3 separate regions of the Homo sapiens genome follow, and all the other regions are linked to region 1. A link is a contact called in ENCODE Hi-C or POLR2A ChIA-PET data. All regions are on one chromosome and are shown on one strand. The core of a region is the stretch at or near the end of the contact, and the rest is flanking DNA. Distances in the headings are between cores, read along the strand shown. Region 1 has its middle 170 kb from the start of HABP2. Region 2 overlaps VTI1A (vesicle transport through interaction with t-SNAREs 1A). Region 3 holds the start of ZDHHC6 (zDHHC palmitoyltransferase 6).

Region 1 (2,915 bases), core at 214-2,713:
GTCCAAGGAGAGATCAAAGAAGCAGGAAGGGCCAGATCACCTGATGCTTTGCAGAATGTGGGATTTTAAACTTTACCCTAAGAACAGTTCGAAGCCACTGAGATAGGTATCCCTGAGGACTCCATTTGTTCTCCACTGTTTTTGTTCACTTCCACTCTGACACACAAGCTCCTAGCTCCATGCCTGGCAATTAACAAGAGCCTAAAAATAATCAGCTGGATGGCTGAACCCAGTCACCCCAGGGAGGGAGAACCTGCAAGCAAAGACCATGACCGCACATCCGACATCTCACCTCTCTCCCTCCTTTTGTCTCCCCTGATCCAGGCCTGCAAGCTGAGAAGTGTACAATCCTCACAACAAGGAGTGATTGGCAATCAGGTGCAGAACTAAGCTATTTCTTTCACCACCACAGTCCTTCCAAAATGTTCCCAACTGGCATCAGATATTCTCATCCTGACCAGTGAGACAACCCAATGAAAACTGGTGACTCAGAAAGGGTAAGCATTTGTCAAAGGCTGTACAGCAAATCCCCGGGTGCTTGGCGAGTCATGTCTTGGCCAGTTGTCAAGGGCAGTGTCCCCTATGTCATTCCTCAAATACATATTTCTAGGCTTAATTATATGAATTTACATTTCTTTGGCTCAAAAAAAGTAGGTATAGGGGCATTTTCAATGCTGCACACAACTGAAAGTAGATTGAAACCATCCCGACCTCAAACAGAATGTCAAAGCAGTTGGGTTTCTGAGCAGCAACAGAATACTTTTTATAGAATGGGAAGTCAATTGAGAAATCATAAAAAATTAGAGTTGGGAAGGACCTCTGCGCTCACGAGGGTCAGGTCCCAGGGGCTGCTGTAGAATTGTTCCCTGTGGTGAAGGGTCTAATGTTTTGTCCACTCAAGTTTTAAATATCTCAACCAATAGCTCACCCCTGGGGACACCTCTCCACAGGGCAATAGATCTTGCTGTCAGGGCTTTTTTCCTGCTATTCAATCTCACTTTTCCTTTCCTCCACTTCATCCCATTTGTCTTTGGCAGTAATTTAGACAAGAGTGTGCTGACGTTTGAAAACGAAAAGCCCTGTCTTTGCCTTCAACCTCGTTTTTCCAGACCCTTCTACCTACGGAAACTTCAAGATCTGGCAGGGAGAGAGGGAGGGAATGAGGAAGAGAGGCAAACAAACAGACTGGCGTGGGTTCTGGAAGAAGCTATCAAAGGGCCAGCCCCCAAGGCCTTGAACCCACAGGTGTACAGGAAGAGAGGGCACTGCTGCTCCGGAATGTGCAGATTATAGAGGACCTGACTCTCAAAGGCAGAAAGTCACCGAGTTTTCTAGGCAGTCCAGAGCTCAGCCACCTCTTGCTATGACACATTAGACAGAAGGTGGCAGCATAGCACCAGGCTCTGTGTGCTCAGTGGCCCTGTCCATCGCAGCACACCCCAACTGTTCGGCTTCCAAACTCCACGAGCAACAAAACCCAACCGGCTGGAACGCCGGGCTTAGGCCAAGAGTGAGCTGCAAATCAAGGCCCTGGCCAGTTTTTTAAGTCAAATCCCAAACAGTTAGGATTGTGTGAGCACAGTCCATTTTCTCCCCAAGAACATCTTGCAGCCAGAATGGAATCCAAAAAAATAACTGCAGTCCTGAACAGCGGTGTTTGTCCAAGCTGATCTAAACACATAAACTTACCGTCTCGTCTGGTGTTTTGTGCACAAATTTTTGTGTTTAAAGACATCTGGGGTTAATGCTTTTTTTTTTTCTTTATTCTTTCTAGCCCTTGGCTATTTATTTCTGAATTTGTCTCTGGTTTTCCTGTTTCCCTTTGCTTATTTTTTACTTATTTGGTAGTGTTTGCATGTGGTTCTTCTGAAAGCAAGGATCCACAGGCTACGCATTTCTCACTTGGAGCTGAAGTCCTGCTGGGGAACCAATTATATGTCCTACCCACCAGGGAGAGTGTGATATTTTTTATTACTTTCTAATTTCAGGTCTTGAAATGGCTTCAGTGATCAGAACATTCTTCTGCTTAAGAACCTAAAGGGGCCAGTGAAAGGATGCTTTTGATTTGTATTTCATTTAGAATGGTCCATACTCAACCAAGTGTACTCCAAGGATTTCCATGGGGCCTCAGAGGCTTGAAGTGGGGAAAAGCAAGACAAAGACAACAACAAAACTTTCTCGCTGCTTGCCTTATCATACTGGGAAAATGCCGGCTACTTGGGGAAAGTCTTTCTTTGAGAAGTTGGTGAACTGAGAAAAAAATGGATAGAATTAGAACAAAACAATTTCACTGGATTCTAAGTCTATTTAAACTACAGTAGTAAATCAAAACCATACCTCTTTCTCATTACTCATGGCCCGATAGTAGAGCCTCCTAAATGCTTATTAAAGCAAAAGCAAGAAGTGTTTCATTTCTAAATACATTCACAGGAATCCCCAACAAGGTGGTTGCTTCTTTCTAACTGTTGTTTGTTTTATGCTTGTTTCTCTTCTTGAAAGAGTTATCATGAAACGGAAAGGCTTAAAAGGGGGGTGGGGGTGGGGGTGAGGGTCCAAATAGGCTCTAATGAGGAAGAAGGAAATAAAAGTCAAATTCTCCCCGAATGTCTGAATTTCTATTTATTTATCTTTGCAATAAGAGAGGATGCCTGACAATCCGGAACTGCTCTTGGATAAAACGAATCATACCAAACAGCTAACAACCCTGCAGAATAGCTCAAAGCCCAAATTATGAGCTATTTCAAATCCTTTCCACTTGCCATGGGGGTCTTGACTGAGTTTTTTCTTTTTTTTTTTTTTTTTTTTCTTTTTTTCCTGGCTCACATGCTTAGCCAGGAGGTGATTCTGAATGTTTATCTGAAGTATCTCCCTGATATTCTGGGGGGACTTTTCTCTCAAGCAAAAGCTCTGCTGAA
Region 2 (2,840 bases), core at 326-2,825, 570 kb after region 1:
ACCACAGTCACCCGCATCAGACTTGCAAAGGAAATCAGCAAAATTGAAACTCAGCAGTGAAACAGATTAAAAGCATGAAAACTCTTTAAAATTCTGCCTTAAGTAATCTACAGTAGTGTGTCTCTTGTACAGCTTGGTTGACAACCATTTTATTTGTGGGTTGAGGGCCCCAAGGCATCCATGATGCTAATTTAGAAAGGATTAACTGTGGGTGTTACTTGTTCAATCTGAGGCATGGTAAGAAATATGAATACACAGGAATCCTTAAATCCTCAGCTCTTCCCTAACCTTCCTAATTGGGCTTCACCCCCTCCTTGGTGCACCCACAGGGCCTGGTGGCTTCCCCTCCACCGCCCGCTCTGTTGCTTCCAAGGGCCCAACCTGTGTGGACTGGGACCATGTGGAATTCACCTCTACCACCCCAGCACATGGCACAGTCGCGTTGCACACAGGTACTCAAAAGAGAACTGCCCAAAGAGTGATCGTGAAAGAATGCAGTCTCTGGTAACTGTAATCTTCCATTCAAAGGAGAATGGAGAAGTCTGTGCAATTAATTTGCAGGAAAATCTCAGGAAGTCTGCATGGAAAAGGTTAAAGTTCAAAGTTGAAGCAAGCCCCGTCAAAGATGAAACTTCCTACCATCACGCCTTCTCAGCACTACTTGGTCTTCCCCCTGAAGCTAGAAGGAACTCCTTTGTGCTGGGTGGGGGCGGGGTGTCAGCAGGAAAGGGCATTTGCTTTCAAACCAAATGCTGGCAGACATTTGGGAGGAAGAGTAGAAGGGGATGGGGAAAGAGTTGGAATAGAGAGAGCTCTAAGCAAGCTTGACTGGCTGGGCCATCCACCCCAACCTTGGACCTCAAAGGAGTTGTGCAAATGTGATACCCCTCAGGACCAGAAAAGTGAACTGTCAGGGCATCTGGGTGGATAGGACTGAGCCAGTTTGGAAGGGGGAAATACAGGCTGGCATTGGTGGGCCCCATCTGTGAGGAAGCTTAGTTGCAATCGCAGCCAGGGGCTGCCGGCCTGTATTGCTGTAGGCAAAGCAGAAAGGAATGCAGAGCTCGGAGACAATCAGAAAAACCAGCTAGGCCAAGGGGTTCCCAGCTAGTGAGATGGCAGCGAAGGAACTTGGGGAGAAGCCCAAAGTAACTTCCTCCTAACTTTGGGCAAGGGGAGGGCTTTATGTTGAACTAGGTCTGCAGCAAGCCGTCTTAATCTCCCTTTTGAAAATGCAAAGTGTGTTTACCCAGTAAATAATTTAAGAAAGAATATACACTTGAAAGAAGACATCCATTGAAACAGCCAGGCTAAATTGCCTCCAGGCAAAAACTTGTGCATTTGCATGCTGCATTCTATTAAGTGAGCACACTGTGGCTTTAAAAGAATGCAGAGCCAAAATAAAAGGAATGTGGGCCCGAAACATCAAGGATTCTCCAAGTTTACATTATGAATCACAGTGCTGTTGATACAAGATGAATTAACCATTTACTTTGAGGCTGAACTCACAAAGTACTATTGAAAGTACTGATCCCCATGTGGAACTCAGGGAGCGGTTAATCTTTCCATTGCCAGTCTCCTCCCAGCCTGGAAACGAGCTCCTGCGTGTGGCAGCCGGAATCACAGAAGGCTGGTTCCAGTGCAGGGGACAGGCGCGGCACTGCACCTGGCACAGTTCTCTGCTCTTGCTCGAGGAGCCCAGGAATTCCACTGGAACAGGCATTACGAGTGTTCTCCAATAGCCAGTTCTCCTCTACTTCCAGGCATGGACTGCACTCTTTTTTTTTTTTTTTTTTTTTTTTTTTTTGAGACGGAGTCTCGCTCTGTCGCCCAGGCTGGAGTGCAGTGGCGCAATCTCGGCTCACTGCAAGCTCCGCCTCCCGGGCTCACGCCATTCTCCCGCCTCAGCCTCCCGAGTAGCTGGGACTACAGGCGCCCGCCACCACGCCCGGCTAATTTTTTTTGTATTTTTAGTAGAGACGGGGTTTCACCGTGGTCTCTATCTCCTGACCTCGTGATCCGCCCGCCTCGGCCTCCCAAAGTGCTGGGATTACAGGCGTGAGCCACCGCGCCCGGTCTGCACTCACCTTAATGTTAGGCTTGGTCATGGAACTAGCTTTGGCTAAAGAAATGAGAGCAAAAGTTCTGAGTGTCACTGCCAGCTGGAGGCATCTAACTTCCAGTGTTTGTCTCTCTAGCGGGCTCTTCCTGCGGTTTTGATTTGGGGAGGGAGGGGCTGTATTGTTCCAGAGAGTACAAGTTATAGGATGGTGGTAACATCTTCTGCCTGGATCCTGCAGTCATTATGTAAAGGGCCACTGTCCTGGAGATGCACCTGGACTCCCAGTGGACTTGCGTTAAGCCATTGAGGACTGGGGGTTGTCACTGCCGAATACCATAAGCTCTTTTACCCTGAGTGATAACGCTACCGTCCGCCTCTCAGACAAGACGAGGCATCTGGCCAAGCCAAGAGAGGCTCTGGTTTCATGTATTTCAGAAGCTAAGGTATGATGAAGACTGATAAGATTTTTTTTTTCTTGAAGAACAGGTTTTTGCCTCTTGGTTTTCAAAAGCTGGGAACCTCTTCTGACCTCTTGGTCACAACACTTTTCACTGAAGAATCAGGAGCTTCTTCCAGCCAATGCTCCTGTGTATTGATGACTGATGATATCATGCGTGAGGCCTCACCAGGCCTAGCCAGGCATCCGCTTCCTGTGTACAGCAGATCTACAGTGGCTGCGTTCGTTTCCCTATTCCAAACAGCTGATGCTACCCCAGCTCCAGGGGTACAGCTGTGACTGAGGCTGAGATGGTCAGTACATTCCATGCCCCTGGCCATG
Region 3 (3,004 bases), core at 161-2,660, 940 kb after region 1:
TTTAAGTGTGAAAAATTATCTTGTACCAAGTTTTACATGAAACTGGGTTATACAATAAATCCCCAAGAAGGATGAGAAACAAGAAATGGGGGTGGGGGGTATGAAAAATACTAATGCTAATACAGCAACTAACAACACCAAAAGTGACTTTAAATATGTTATATAAATTTAATCTACCTAACAACCCCATGAGAGAAGTACAATTTTCCCCCATTTACTAAGAAGGAAAGTTGAAAGAGACTAAGAAGTCTGTTTAAGAGGCACAACTTTTATTTTATTTATTTATTTGAGACGGAGTTTCACTCTTGTTGCCTAGGCTGGAGTGCAATGGCGAGATCTTGGCTCACTGCAACCTCCGCCTCCCGGGTTAAGAGGCACAACTTCTAAGTGACAGAGGTAGGATTTGAATCTAGGCACCCTGATTCTTACCTCTATTTTGCCGCATATAATTATAACAATATTATTACTAACACAACAACGCCGCTGTAGATTGTAGATCCATAGGCTACATACTTTCATTCATTTTCTTTGAATACTCACATGTCTATAATTTACAAATGAAAACATTAAGACTCTTAAGACGTTAAGAAACGTTTCCAGGTTATGCAAGTTACAAGAAGGTAGAGCCGGGATTCGAACTCAGATGGCTCAGATTCCGAAGGCTCTTTTCACGGCACCCCACACCCGAACTTGACTCCTTACCCTCAACCAAGCCAAGCCGTATCCCTCCTGGGAACAGCCGGCACCACCCACTCCAGCCTCGCGCCTCATAGACACACTTACTCGGGCGGCGTTCCACCGCCCGCACCCTCCCAGCTCTCCCCAGCACCCTCGTCCAGCCGGGCAAGGCTCTCACCAGGCGGGAGTCGTGGGACCCTCGCAATCTTGCTGGTGATCTCTGCAGTGAGCACCGCGAAGTCCTGCTCGTAACCTTCGAAGTCGGACGACATGGCGGCTCCGGAACGAGTAGCCCAGGCCAAAGCCTAGGTCAGGGAAAGGGCCTCGAGGGGCAGCGAGGGGCCCCGCGGCTTAGGAACCCCGGAAGGTGCCCCCGAGAGCAGAACGGAGAACCGGGGACAGCTCTCAACCCAGCCGCTTCCTGGTTGTTCGTCGCAATCTCGGTTCTCCGGAAATTGGGTTGCGTGCGTGCTTTATTTTCCGCTCCGACTTTAAGATAAGTAAGTTCGCAAAGGAAAAGCGCCCCAATTAGTGCCTCCCCCCAGAAAAGCGTATGAAAATATGCAAGTTCTGAGGGATCATTAGAAGCGTTTTTTCCCCCCTTCGTGTTCTGGGAATCGGCTCCGGATCCACACGCTACAAGGCACAGCAGCTTGCTTCCGGAGGGAGGTTTGAGGCGGCGAACCTCCGGAAGTGACAGTAACAGAGACTGCGCAGGGGGCCTGAGCGGGAGAGTCCTGGCGAGGGCGCTGGCCGAGAGGTGCTCGGCTTGTAGCAGGTCCCGCACTCCAGCCTCTCGCTGCCAGGGTTTGCTCTCTGCTTGTCCTGGGCTGAGGTGTCCATGACGGAGTCATCCAAGGAGGAAAAAATCTGTTCCGGGTGAGCCCAGGCCGCCCCGGATATGCGATGGCTGAGGAGCAGACACCAGGGACCACACTGAGGTGGGAGTCAAGGCAGGGAATATAAGCACGATTTTGGTGGTCTTTGTCCCACCAGAGTGGGAGCAGGCTCTCCTGAATGTTGAGACCAACCTGGCTTACCAGGATATTTCTTCCTTGGGTGAGGATTTATTTCTAAGCCCTCTGCTCCATGACTCGGGCGGGAAACTGAGGCACAAGTCAACAGCGTCTGCTGCGTGGTAGTCTGTATTATCCATGTAGCTCAGATCCTCTTCCAGATCTTCAGATCCAGTCCAGGCAGAGATGCCCTTCCACAAATCTCTCCGGAGCTCGCCGCCCTGCCTTCCATTTCCCTCGCTCCTGGAGGCACTTCCTCTTCTTTCTTCCCTCGAATCTTCTAATTCAGGTTCTTCTCATATACTCTTCTGGTCATAATTTCACACACACCACACACACTCTCGCTCTATCTCCTCCCTTCCTTTCCTTGCATGCTCTCTTTGCTTTCACTGTCGCTCCTTTACTTTTGGGCCAAATTGACTGTTCTCTTGATGTTTGGGTGGCGGGGTGGAGGAGACTGCAGGCAAATGGCATAGACCATGTCTGACTCATACTTGGCTTAATTCAAGACTTCATAAGAGGCAGCTTAGAATTTCATAAAGGGAGGTCGTTGACTTGCCTTCTATTCTGGTTCACCTGTTACTTGTGACCTTGGTCTAATCACTCAGCCTCTCTAAGACAATTTCTGTTCTATGAAGAAGGAAACTGAATTAGATCAACTCTAAGGTCCTAAAATTCTTTGTCTTCTCAAACTATTCACTAAGCGTTGGATGGTGACAGTCCCCTGACAAGCGGAGAAGGAATAAAAAAAACTATTTTGGAATCGTGTATCCAGTTTGCATGCCATTCAAACTTGTACCATATTTTGGATAAGTCAAAAGTAGTTCTTTTTGACATTTGACAAGATATGCATCCCAAAGTGTAGTGCACTTGTGAGATGCTGTTGTGTAGGTGTTTATTGTAGTTAACAAGTATGGTATGCAATAAAGGTTTTGTTTTGTTTTGTTTTAACTGAACTTTCCCATTTTGTTTTCTTTAGGTTGGGTTTCAGACCAAGACACTGGATTCTCCTAGTTAAGATAAAGAGCTTTGGGTGCCTGACAGTGAAAATGGTGTAATCTGCGTTAACAGTTCACAGCTTGAAGGCATGACAATTAAAGAACACACATGGACTTGTGGCACATGGAAATGTGCGCACAGAAAAAGGAAATCTATAATTCTTTTAAAGTAGGAAGGCATTCTTCCTTGCCAAAATGGGTACATTCTGTTCGGTTATCAAGTTTGAAAATCTACAAGAATTAAAGAGACTGTGTCACTGGGGTCCCATCATAGCCCTTGGTGTTATAGCAATATGTTCTACCATGGCCATG

What was found. A loop is a pair of places that touch in the nucleus more often than their neighbours do. ChIA-PET counts read pairs that join two places held with the same protein, here RNA polymerase II (POLR2A). Pooled maps may share reads with other maps.
Region 2: a map of PC-9 shows a loop between it and region 1 (5-fold over the local background). The contact joins two enhancer-like sites. A Hi-C loop is called at or near these places in 3 of 168 maps with a recorded cell type or tissue (IMR-90, PC-9 and endothelial cell of umbilical vein) and 5 of 50 pooled maps.
Region 3: a loop to region 1 is called in a map of naive thymus-derived CD4-positive, alpha-beta T cell, with 17 times the contacts of the local background. The contact joins the promoter of ZDHHC6 here to the enhancer-like site in region 1. A Hi-C loop is called at or near these places in 5 of 168 maps with a recorded cell type or tissue (CD8-positive, alpha-beta T cell, HCT116, IMR-90 and 2 more) and 12 of 50 pooled maps. POLR2A ChIA-PET finds 5 or more read pairs at or near these places in 2 of 52 experiments (CD8-positive, alpha-beta memory T cell and H1).

What each region holds. Positions count from the first base shown.
Region 1 is chr10:113,383,804-113,386,718 of GRCh38, reverse strand. No RefSeq gene overlaps it. Among named protein-coding and RNA genes, the nearest start is that of HABP2, 170 kb to the left of the region's middle. RefSeq lists a silencer at 1,300-1,409. Within about 2 kb of position 1,463, at least 8 of the 41 ENCODE cell types and tissues checked have a DNase peak (open chromatin) inside an H3K27ac peak, as active enhancers do.
Region 2 is chr10:112,810,651-112,813,490 of GRCh38, reverse strand. The region is part of intron 7 of VTI1A (vesicle transport through interaction with t-SNAREs 1A); the gene reads right to left. Among named protein-coding and RNA genes, the nearest start is that of LINC02935, 79 kb to the left of the region's middle. RefSeq lists enhancers at 541-1,240, 1,241-1,939, 1,940-2,640. Within about 2 kb of position 1,575, at least 13 of the 41 ENCODE cell types and tissues checked have a DNase peak (open chromatin) inside an H3K27ac peak, as active enhancers do.
Region 3 is chr10:112,445,320-112,448,323 of GRCh38, reverse strand. ZDHHC6 (zDHHC palmitoyltransferase 6) reads left to right here and starts at 1,410. Exons shown (of 11, transcript NM_022494.3): 1 at 1,410-1,619; 2 at 2,674-3,004. The coding sequence starts at 2,888. VTI1A (vesicle transport through interaction with t-SNAREs 1A) reads right to left here and starts at 1,109. Exons shown (of 8, transcript NM_145206.4): 1 at 857-1,109. The coding sequence starts at 950. RefSeq lists enhancers at 1,044-1,303, 1,504-1,623.